2 separate regions of the Homo sapiens genome follow, and region 1 is linked to region 2. Evidence: chromatin loops called from intact Hi-C (ENCODE). Cell type or tissue: Calu3. All regions are shown on one strand. Region 1 overlaps NLGN1 (neuroligin 1). Region 2 overlaps NLGN1 (neuroligin 1).

The links. Hi-C counts contacts between places; a loop is a spot of excess contacts. Peaks named below come from ENCODE experiments on the same cell type or tissue, not always from the same donor. Only the 100,000 strongest peaks of a DNase experiment are listed, where the experiment ranks them.
Region 1: a loop joins it to region 2, with 2.9 times the contacts of the local background. A loop is called at or near these places in 3 of 110 quality-filtered maps.

Annotation. Positions count from the first base shown.
Region 1 is chr3:174,095,974-174,100,973 of GRCh38, reverse strand. All of the region lies in intron 4 of NLGN1 (neuroligin 1), which reads right to left. Among named protein-coding and RNA genes, the nearest start is that of NLGN1-AS1, 180 kb to the right of the region's middle. In Calu3, no CTCF peak of the experiment used is centred here; a DNase peak (open chromatin) is centred at 2,253.
Region 2 is chr3:173,581,482-173,586,481 of GRCh38, reverse strand. The region is part of intron 1 of NLGN1 (neuroligin 1); the gene reads right to left. Among named protein-coding and RNA genes, the nearest start is that of NLGN1, 190 kb to the right of the region's middle. In Calu3, a CTCF peak has its summit at 2,155; DNase peaks (open chromatin) are centred at 761 and 2,161.

The DNA.
Region 1 (5,000 bases), 510 kb before region 2:
CTGCAGAGGGGAAAACGGAGCCTCTAGAAGTATGATGGCTGTGGAGTGTGTCATCCAAACCAGGATGACACACCCCATTGTGAGTGAAAGGGAGTGCTAAATAAATGAAATGTTGAGAAAATTGACATAAATTGAGACTTTCTCTGGTGAACTAGAAAAAAAATGGTCACTTTACTTAGAAGGGGCACCTTTCTTACCCCTTATGAAGATCTTAGAAAGCAGGAGGCAGAAGGTGACTTCTTAATTGAAATGAAGGGATTTTGAAGAAAAAAAAAAGGAAACTTCCTTTTTAGTGATAAACTGCAGCCTATGTGAAGCCTGGTGGCTTAAGAGAAGATGGCACATTGGAGAAACCACTTTTAGAGTTCCGTGTGGCTGGAAGCCAGCATGTGAAGTGATGGGGTGAGGGGAGAAGTTGGGTTATACATCAAGCAGACAGAGACAGATCCTAAGGGGGCTTGTGGGCCACACTGAAAGGGTTTAACTTTAGGCAAATGCCTTGGGAAAGCAAAGGCATTGAAAGACTTTAAACCAAGAGAGACAAGATGAGCCTTGTACTTTTGGAATATGTTTCTAGCAGTGGGGTAGAGCTCAATAAAATATGTTTAATTAAATTGATAAAAATAAGTGAAAATAATTATACTTTACGGTGAACATTATAGAGTAGCTAAAATTAAAATAAAGTTTTTTTTTTTTTACCATAGGTATTTATTGATACATGCAAAATTTCAAGCCATGTTGAAAGATTCCTTAGTTGTCTATAGCCTCTGGCATCACACAATGGAAACAAAAATAACAGCACAAGATTACATTTTGAGTTTTCGTTTCGAGTCAAACTCTGAAATATTTAAGGAAGTTTTTTTCACCTTATTTTGCTCAATGAGGAGCAAAAACCCCATATTTAATTCATGTAAAACCCAAACAAACTAAATTATACTTTCATACATTTCCACAGAAAAATCAACAAGCCGCCAAGGGTCATGGCAAAGTTCTCAGGCACGTCTTTAAAGATGATGCATCAACAGTGACAGCTGCCACAAGAAATCCCTGACTCAGCAAAACACATCAGAACTGCATCCTGTCCACACGTGGACGTCGAGAAACACTCTATTGCCTTGAGAATGAACTCTACAGGTATTTTCACAGTTTATCTCTCTTTGAGATATAAGAATTAACTAACAAGTTTTCTTTTCACAAGAGGGCCTATTTTTATTACTGCATTCTTTTGAACTTTTTTTTTCTGAAGTTAATTAAGCCTTCCCTTTGAATTACTTTACTATGTCATACTAAAAGGCTAAAATGGTGGCACATAGACTGCCAAGTTAAAATAATCACTGATTTCTATCACTAAATAAGTTTTAATCACTTTCTATAAGTGTTTACTCAGATTTGGAATTATATTCTCACCTTTAATCCTCAGAAGTCCAGGGAAAGCCTTCAATAAGAACTAATATTGTTACGCATTGCTATAAATTTCAACAAAATCTGTGCATTTAAGTCTATTTTTGCAGTGAAACTGGGGCATTGTTAAAAATGCAATATCAACTAAAATTGACCACACATATCTTAAAACCTGGAGATCATAAACAGCCTTAAACACTGTGAATTAGCATATGCATGTTATCTACAGCAGCAAATAATATTGCAATTTTAAAAAAGTCTTAGGTATAAATTATAATTCATTCACGATGCTTACAAATGAATTATCATATTCAGATCTAACTACATATTTATGAGATTCGAGCCAGGTGTTTATCATCTTCAATGTATAAATAATGCAAACGGGTTCTATGGCATAGCTGGGACTAAAACGTCTGTTGCATAACTTCTACTGTTTTCCTTTGCACATTGGCTTTTTGATTTATACATTTGTTGTTAAAGACTGTTTTGATTTTAATAGAAATGTCCAGTTTTAATAATTTATCTTCACTATGACTATGAGAATTTCACAGCAGGGAGCCCAACTTAGTTGATATCTTAATTTTGTGGCATTTTCATTGGTTTAATGAGATCTCATTTAAGTTAACAAAGCTAAAATCTCATTAAATGTATAAACAAGCTCTTATGTAATAAATCTTCTAATGGCTTATGCATTTTTAAGGCATTACTCACTTTTTTGGTGTTTGCTTACAACATGCATTTGCTTTATATTCAGTTATTTAAACTGAAAGTGAGTTTATCTACTAGTAGTTTAATCGATTATACTCTTGTTACTCAAGGTGTGATCGATTTGTGGACCAGTGGCCTTTGTGGGATGTGGTTTGAAATGCAGTGACTCAGGCCTAACACTGAACTGATTAAATCAGAATCTGAATTTTAACAAGACCATCAGGTGATTTCAATGCACAGGGAAGTCTGAGAAGTACCATTCTATACTCTAGTGAAATCAGTCCTCAGTAGGACTGCAGAAAGATGAGACTGCTAGACATCCAATGTCTATTTATTTTCTTAGCATCTACTACACTGGAAAAATCATTTGAGGCAGCAGATTTTCTGAATTTGGTAAAAATGTTTCCCACTGACCCTCCTTTTACCCTCACCAATTTGCTAGGTGGGTATAGAGGTAAATGCACATAGACATGCATATTATAGTAAGAAAAGTGTGATCATGCACAAGCTTCCTCTTAATTTTTTTTTCCTTTTGTTGTAAGAACACATTTTACAAATTTGCACAAACTGAATTACAAAATGTGAAATATAGGTAATGGAGTGTAATAAATGCACAGCCACAATTGAAGGAAAAATGTTCGGGAGGCAAATGAAACTCTCAAAGGAAATAGTCCCAATCCTGGATAATCTCATTAAGAGCTTTACTGCAAGTAGCAACAAATTAGTAACATTATGAAGGTGATTTGTATGTAAATTTCCTTTTTATTTTTCCTGTATATGTGTTTGCTGTGGTCCAACATTTATGGAGAAATGCTTTGATTTTATCAGACGAATGTTAATACCACCTCAGTGATATACTGCAGAGAAGCTACTGCAGGAGGATTAACTGATAAAACAGGTAATCCAGACACATGCTTAGAGCTACACGAGTTAGTTAAATGGCGGGCAGTTATTCTGCTAACTATGCACCACTCACCCACTGACAATGAATCACTACCTTCTTAGGGTGAACTGGTGTTGGAGTGATAATGAGCAGTATCCTTGTTCATAATTAGAGACTGTACCACACCTCTGACCACTTCCCTTAGGATTTGATCTCTGTCAAACTCCAGGAGCTATTTCAGTAACTCTTTATAACCACTTTCTTTGTAAACTGGATCAGATATTTTTCCATTACATATTATGTTTTTCTTCATAGCTGGCTGGATAAACTCACTCCAAAACACTACATAATTGTGCCCTACATTCACATCAATTGAAATAATTTTAGATTTAATGATTGAGATTCAAAAGGTTGAGTGAGTGACTGGCAGAATTATCTGTTTATAACACAGACTGGATAGAAATGACTCATGTACATTATATTAAAACATAAAAATGATTATTTGCAGCTCTAAATTCAAATAATTTTAAAGGTTCCCTTTTGGGCCATGAATATTCCCTTTGACAATCCACAGTGATCAAATAAATTGAACAACTGCCAAGTTTTCAGTTTGCTGTTTGGTGTGTAGACAGTCCAAAGATACTCATATCCATTCACTAATTATTGCCCTGAAGAATAAATATGAATGATTTCTAAAGTGATTTGAGTTCTAAACAGAGCTATACTTAAAATTTTGAATAGTTATAAAAATGAAATCATTACATCTTTGAAATTCTTTGCCATGAACAGAAATATCCCATCTGTTGATTAAGAAAACATTCAGAATATTGGATAATTATAATCATTTATATCTAGCTAGCATCTTTCTACAGTGGCGCTCATAGTCCTATTGTCTTCTTAACCCTCAAATCGTTCCCAAGGTGAATAAATGGAAGCCTTTTAAATATTCAGTTGTGGCAAAAGCCACAAGCCATTAGTTAAAAAAAAAAACTTATAGACACACATGATTACACACAGACATACATACACAAAAACTTATTTATTTATTTTCTTAAATTTCATTCCCAGATGTTAATTCCAGAAATATGTTACCTTGTCTTCTGAGGTCACTTATGAAAATTTTTGTTTCTAAATACCACTGTCATGGTTTCTACACGTTCAATTACATTAGAAAAATTCTAATATTCTTAATTATAAAAAGCAATATTGAGAGTACTCACTAGAATAATATATTTCAATATGATTTCTCAAAAATGATCACATCTAATAAAAACTTAAATGACATAAAAGAAGCCAGGTGGACTTTAGTGTTACAAATCATGTTATAATTGGTTTTCTAAAATTTATAATATATTACCACAAATGTCATCTCATTTAAACATTCACCTTGAATGGTGTAGGTATTTTGGTGGGGACTTTCCCATTTAAAAGTTATCCATTTTCAAACCGACCTTCTATCTACTTTTGTATTCTGATGGTAGAGGTATATTTACAATATCTTTCAGGGAATTAATGCTCTATAAAATGATATTTCCATGATTATATTGTTTAAGTTAAATGCATTTTAGAAAGTTTTACACTATTATAGTATAACTAGGTTATATTTGTACTTAACTAAATCAACCCATGTTCTGCGGAGAACCCTTCATGGGTCACCAAGGGAGATGGAGGAGACAATCCAGTTTCTGTTCCTAGTTCCTCTCAATAACAGTACGTTTATATATTACATATATTATATTTATGTATATTATATGCATATATACATATACACATATATATTACATATGTATTATATATTCTATACACACATATCACATTAATTCCATTTTTGTCTATTATATACATTGTGTCCATTAAAAATGTTATATCAAAAGCTATTCTGCAGTTAAAAATGTTTGAAAACTCACTCTTTGTATATAAGGCTCATGATGGTGTTTATAAAATTATTTTTTAATTACTTTTTATTTATTTATTTATTTTTTTAGATGGAGTCTCGCTCTGTCACCCA
Region 2 (5,000 bases):
ACACAAATCCAGGAAGAAAGTTTGGTTAGACTAATCTTTTAATAGTCAGAACGTCGCATGTATCTGGAATTCCTGAAAAAAAGTACTAGAGAATGAGTGTGCTTCAGATGACATTGAAGAGTTGCCTTTTGATGAGTTCACACACACAGACTTCAGTGGTAAAACCACAAAGGTATCTGCATACAGTCATAATCTGTAAACCAGAAATCCCTGAAAAAAGGTAACACTTTTATTCTAAAGATTAGAACATACAAAATGTATGTTTTATCTTTTATCTATCTCCATTTTATTCCAAAGCATTTGAATGTCTACAAGTTTAAAATTTAACGAATTGGCTTTAAAAAAAAAAGCCAACTAAAATTGTGATGTTGAAGTCTCAGATTCGTTAACCTACTGAACACATTTATATACATCCCTCAAATAAATCAGTTCTTTGTATGCAATTGTTCTGAAGCTACGTGGACTCCAAAATTACTTCAGAATAATATGCTTTTCTGGGTTCCAAAGCAACTTTTAGTTGCCTGAGTCAATTCATATTCACTGATTTGAGTGATTAATTATAGCTGCTGAAATTGATTTCCTTCTGCAAATAAAGATGAGTTTTTCTTGGGAGCTACAAAATTCTTAAAAAAAGAAAAAAATTCCTGAATTCAGCTGCAAGAAAATGTCTGGGAACGCGCGCGCACCGCTCAGTTGGAAAGAAAAGCCAGTAAGTGGCGAGGCAGGCAGGGCAGGGATGCATCAGAAATGCAGCCGTCTGCCTGGCGCACTCGCTAGCCTGGGCCCTCGGCAAAAAGCCTGCAACGTCTTCCTGGGCTGCTCCAACTCGAAGAAAGTTACCTCGGACTTGTATTATGGAAAGTCGTGCAAGTGAATTACAAGACAACATGTGTGGCCAGCCACCCACTTCTACTGTCTCTATCCGGTGCAGTGACCCTGTAACCCTTTAGTGTCCGGTTGAGAGAAGCGGGAAGCGGGAAGGGGTAGGAAGAGAGGGGTGGGGGAGGAGACAACATGAAAACAGCCAATTCCCCCTGCAAAATATCCCCCTAGAAGCCACGACAGCCGCAGAAACGGCGGCCGAAGCACCAGCGATTTCTACTTGGGCTTTTCCGCTCTACATGCAGGTTTTCCAAGGCACCGCTGCCTCCTCTCCTTAAAGTATTGCTAGGAGAAAGCACTGGATCTGGGAAGCGTCTCCCAACTGAGAGATTTTCAATGCAAAGTTGAGAGCTTGGAGAGCTGCTTGGCTCCCCCACCGACGCCACAAAAACAAGGTTTTTTAGCTCGATCTAGGTAGCTCCCTAGCGATCCCCCCGGGGATGCGCGAGGTGGTTTTATATTCCCCTTTCTCTCTCCATTTCACAGGCACCGCGTCCGCATCACCTTCCGCGCAGTGGCACAAAACCCTGGCAGCCCCCTCCCAATAAAAGAGCCACAAACTTACCCTCAGCAAGATAAATCCACAGAGGGAGCCCCCTCATCTTTCCCCGGTCCCTTTGCAATGATTCAAGGAGACGGTCTCTACAACACTTCGCCGTCAAATTCAAGCTGAAATGGTCCAAGTATTTACCAGTTTCTAGACGCTTTTTTGAAATCTCGAGCACCCGGTAATTCTTGTTCCAGGATTCAAGACGCTTCCTTTTCTCTTTTTTTGCTTTAAGCATCCGCAACCCCAGTTTTGCACCCCCCCCTCCTTTTTTATTCACCCACGGACACTTCTAAAACGTGTCGATTGATCCTTTTTTCTCTCCAGATGCAACCACGATCCAGAATCCTGGGGACCCAAAGCCACCTCCATGTAAATCCGACCATCAGGCAAGAAATACAAATGATCAAACAACGTTACTTCTTTCGGCTGCAATCAGATAATCCTACTAATCCAATAGATTTATCTCGATTGGAAATTGACCTCAAAAATGAATTCCCGGTGCTGATGTCCAGAAGAACAATTTCATAACCCTGTTCGGGTGACTGAAAAAAAACTCTGGTTTCTTTCTTTCTTTCTTTTTTAAAAAATCTTTTTTGGATTCTGGGTGCACTCCTCGCAAAAAAAAAAAAAAAAAAAAAAAAAAAAAAAAATGCCGAGGACCCTGGTTTTACCCTAATATAGGTTTCTACTCCAAATCGGTGCAGGATGAAAAATGGTACAAAGATACCCCTAGTGGCTCCAGGCGATATTGCAGGGATCTCACTTTTTTTTCCCATCCCCTCTCCTCACCTTTTTTTTTTTTTTTCTTTCTGCCCCTTTAGATAACTGGCTACTGCAGTAGTTAAAGAAGGCTGAACTGCAATTAACATGAATAGTATATGACTACTTGAATACAGCATCTGATGTTTCTTTGTTTTACGTTTAAAGACTGAATCTTCTGTGTTTCTGTCTCCTCTGGATTCTATTTTTTTTTTTTTGTCTACAAAAATTTCCCCAATGGCAGTTAGTAGCTAAAATGCCAATTTGAGGCAATTCGGTGATTTCAAAGCAATTGTATTTGTTTCTTTAATAACTATCGACCTAAAAGAAGCCTCACTCTTCCTGAGATATGCTGCTTTTAGAAAAACATTTAAAATTTTATTTCCTTTAAAGGAATATGATTGTGTGTGTGTGTATTCTTAGATAATCTCTTACTCATTTGGGACTTTTAGTGTTCATTCAGCAAAGCAAGTGATAGCTCCTGTAAGCCTGTGGTCACAGAACAAGACCTAAGAGTCATTACATAGGCCTCAATGTTGCTTACCTGAATGCTTTTAAATTCAATGACCTCAAGATTACCCCTAGCATTTCCGACAGGCTCCAGAGAAAGAGTCAATGCAAGGAATTTCAGGACTTTGTTTTCCCAAGCGCTCTAATCACACTTTGAGGGCTTGAAACACAAATTGGGCCTAGTAAACTAGAGAAGTTGAATTCTCTTTCATTGTGAGGGGTTCTGTAGCTGCAAGCAGTCCAAGACACTCTTTTTTAACTGACTAAATAATTAAGCCTTTTTAGTGTACAAGGTGTTAAGGAGTCAAAAGACCTTTCTTCTACCACTGGTGTTGCTATTAATTGGCTATGTGACTTTGGGCCATCACTTTTTGGCCCACGGCTAATTTATCTATTAACACTAAGGGGTAAACCCATATAAATCAATAAATATACATGTTCCTGGATGGGAGAATCAATATGGTAAATTAATCTATAGAAGTAATGTAATTATTAATAAAATCTACTACAATTTTTTTGTGGAAGCCTAAAAGTTAATTCTAAAATGTGTTTGCAAGGGCAAAGGGTAAGAAATTATCAATATAATCTGAATAATCTGAAGAAAAAGGTTCAGGAAGTTCCAATATGAACTATTAAGGCTTAACATAAAATAACAGTAACTGAGGCAATGCAGATGTGGTTCAGGGCTAGAAACTAGTCCAATGGAACAGAATAGAAAGTCCAGAAAAATATTCATGGATTTGTGGAAACCTGATAAATAACTGGTGACATCAGAAAGCACTGAGGGAAGATGACATATTCAGACACTGAATTAGCCATATGAAATAATGATAATACAAGATTGCAACTTCACATGTATGTATGTTAAGGTGGGTTAAAGACCTAAAGATGCTGAGCAAAATTTTACAACATTTAGAGGGAAATAGCTTTATGATTTTGGGTAGATGAGAACAGAAAGGTTTACTAAACAACATAAAAAAGCCAAAGTCCATAAAGAAATAATATTAAATTTGATATATTAAAATAAAGCAATTATATAAATCAAAATGTACACTCATAAAAGATATTTGCAATGCATATAATCAAAGAAGGATTACTATCCAAAGTACATAAAGGGGCTTATAAAAGATAAAAAATATAATAGGAAAGAATGGGTTAAGGAAATGAATAGTTGATTGACAGAAAAAGATTCTCAATGTCCAATAAGCATCTGAAAAAGGTCCTCAATCCCCCTAGTTATTAGAGAAATGCAATTCAAAATAATGAGATTTTTGTTTCCCAGTCATGAAATTGGCAGAAATTTACAAGTCCAGCAAAACTTAATATTGATGAAAATGTGAAGAAATTACAGAGAGTATATGATAGTACAAGTTCAGAGAGCAGTTTAGCAATAGTTGAACATTTTTATGTCCTATAATCCAGTTTTTCCACTCCTAGAACTATTCATTCCACAACTATTTGAAAGAGAAAAAAACAGTAGGAGAGAGAAATAATCTAAACACCTTCAGATAAATAGCTGGACAAAATATTTATAGAATATTCATATACTGCAATAGTAGAAACGGTAACAAGAAAAATGAATGTTACCTCAGCTCCTTGAGTTGATATAAATGAATCTCAAAAAATATAATATGCAGCAACAACAACAAAGGATGTTGCGGAAAGATGCTTATAGGATGATGATATTTGTATATAAAATTCAAAAACAGGTAAAATAATTACATCTATTATATTTGATCACATACCTATATACAGCAAAATATATCAACATGTATGATAATGACAAACATGATATTCAGGGTAGAGGTTACTGTGGGGAGGGTGCCAAGTAAATGAAATTGGAAAGGCATCACCAGAAGCTTCAACTGTATCTACTGTGCTCTATTTCTCAGCCTGAATCTTGAGTACATGGGTGTTTACAATATTACTATATAAATTGTTTATATGCTTTAAATATTTTATTAAAATTAAAGATTTAGACTACATTATTCCTGTGAATCTTTACCATATTATAAAATTTTCTAATTAAGTCTGAAAAAATGAAATATCAATATTTCATAATGTGCTTTTTATATGGAGATTTTTTTAAAAAACTGTACTACTAAATATTTCTAAGAAGTGTAAATGGAATGGTGCTTATTTACTTCTATAATTGATATTAGAAATTCTAGCTAGGAAGCAAAAATTACCACCTAAATGGGAAAATATGGTTGAAATTGAAAAAAATATATATGTAATCCTCAACTAGCTCTTTCTTGTATTTTCCTTTGATCTCACAAATAGTAACAGGGCCTCTGAA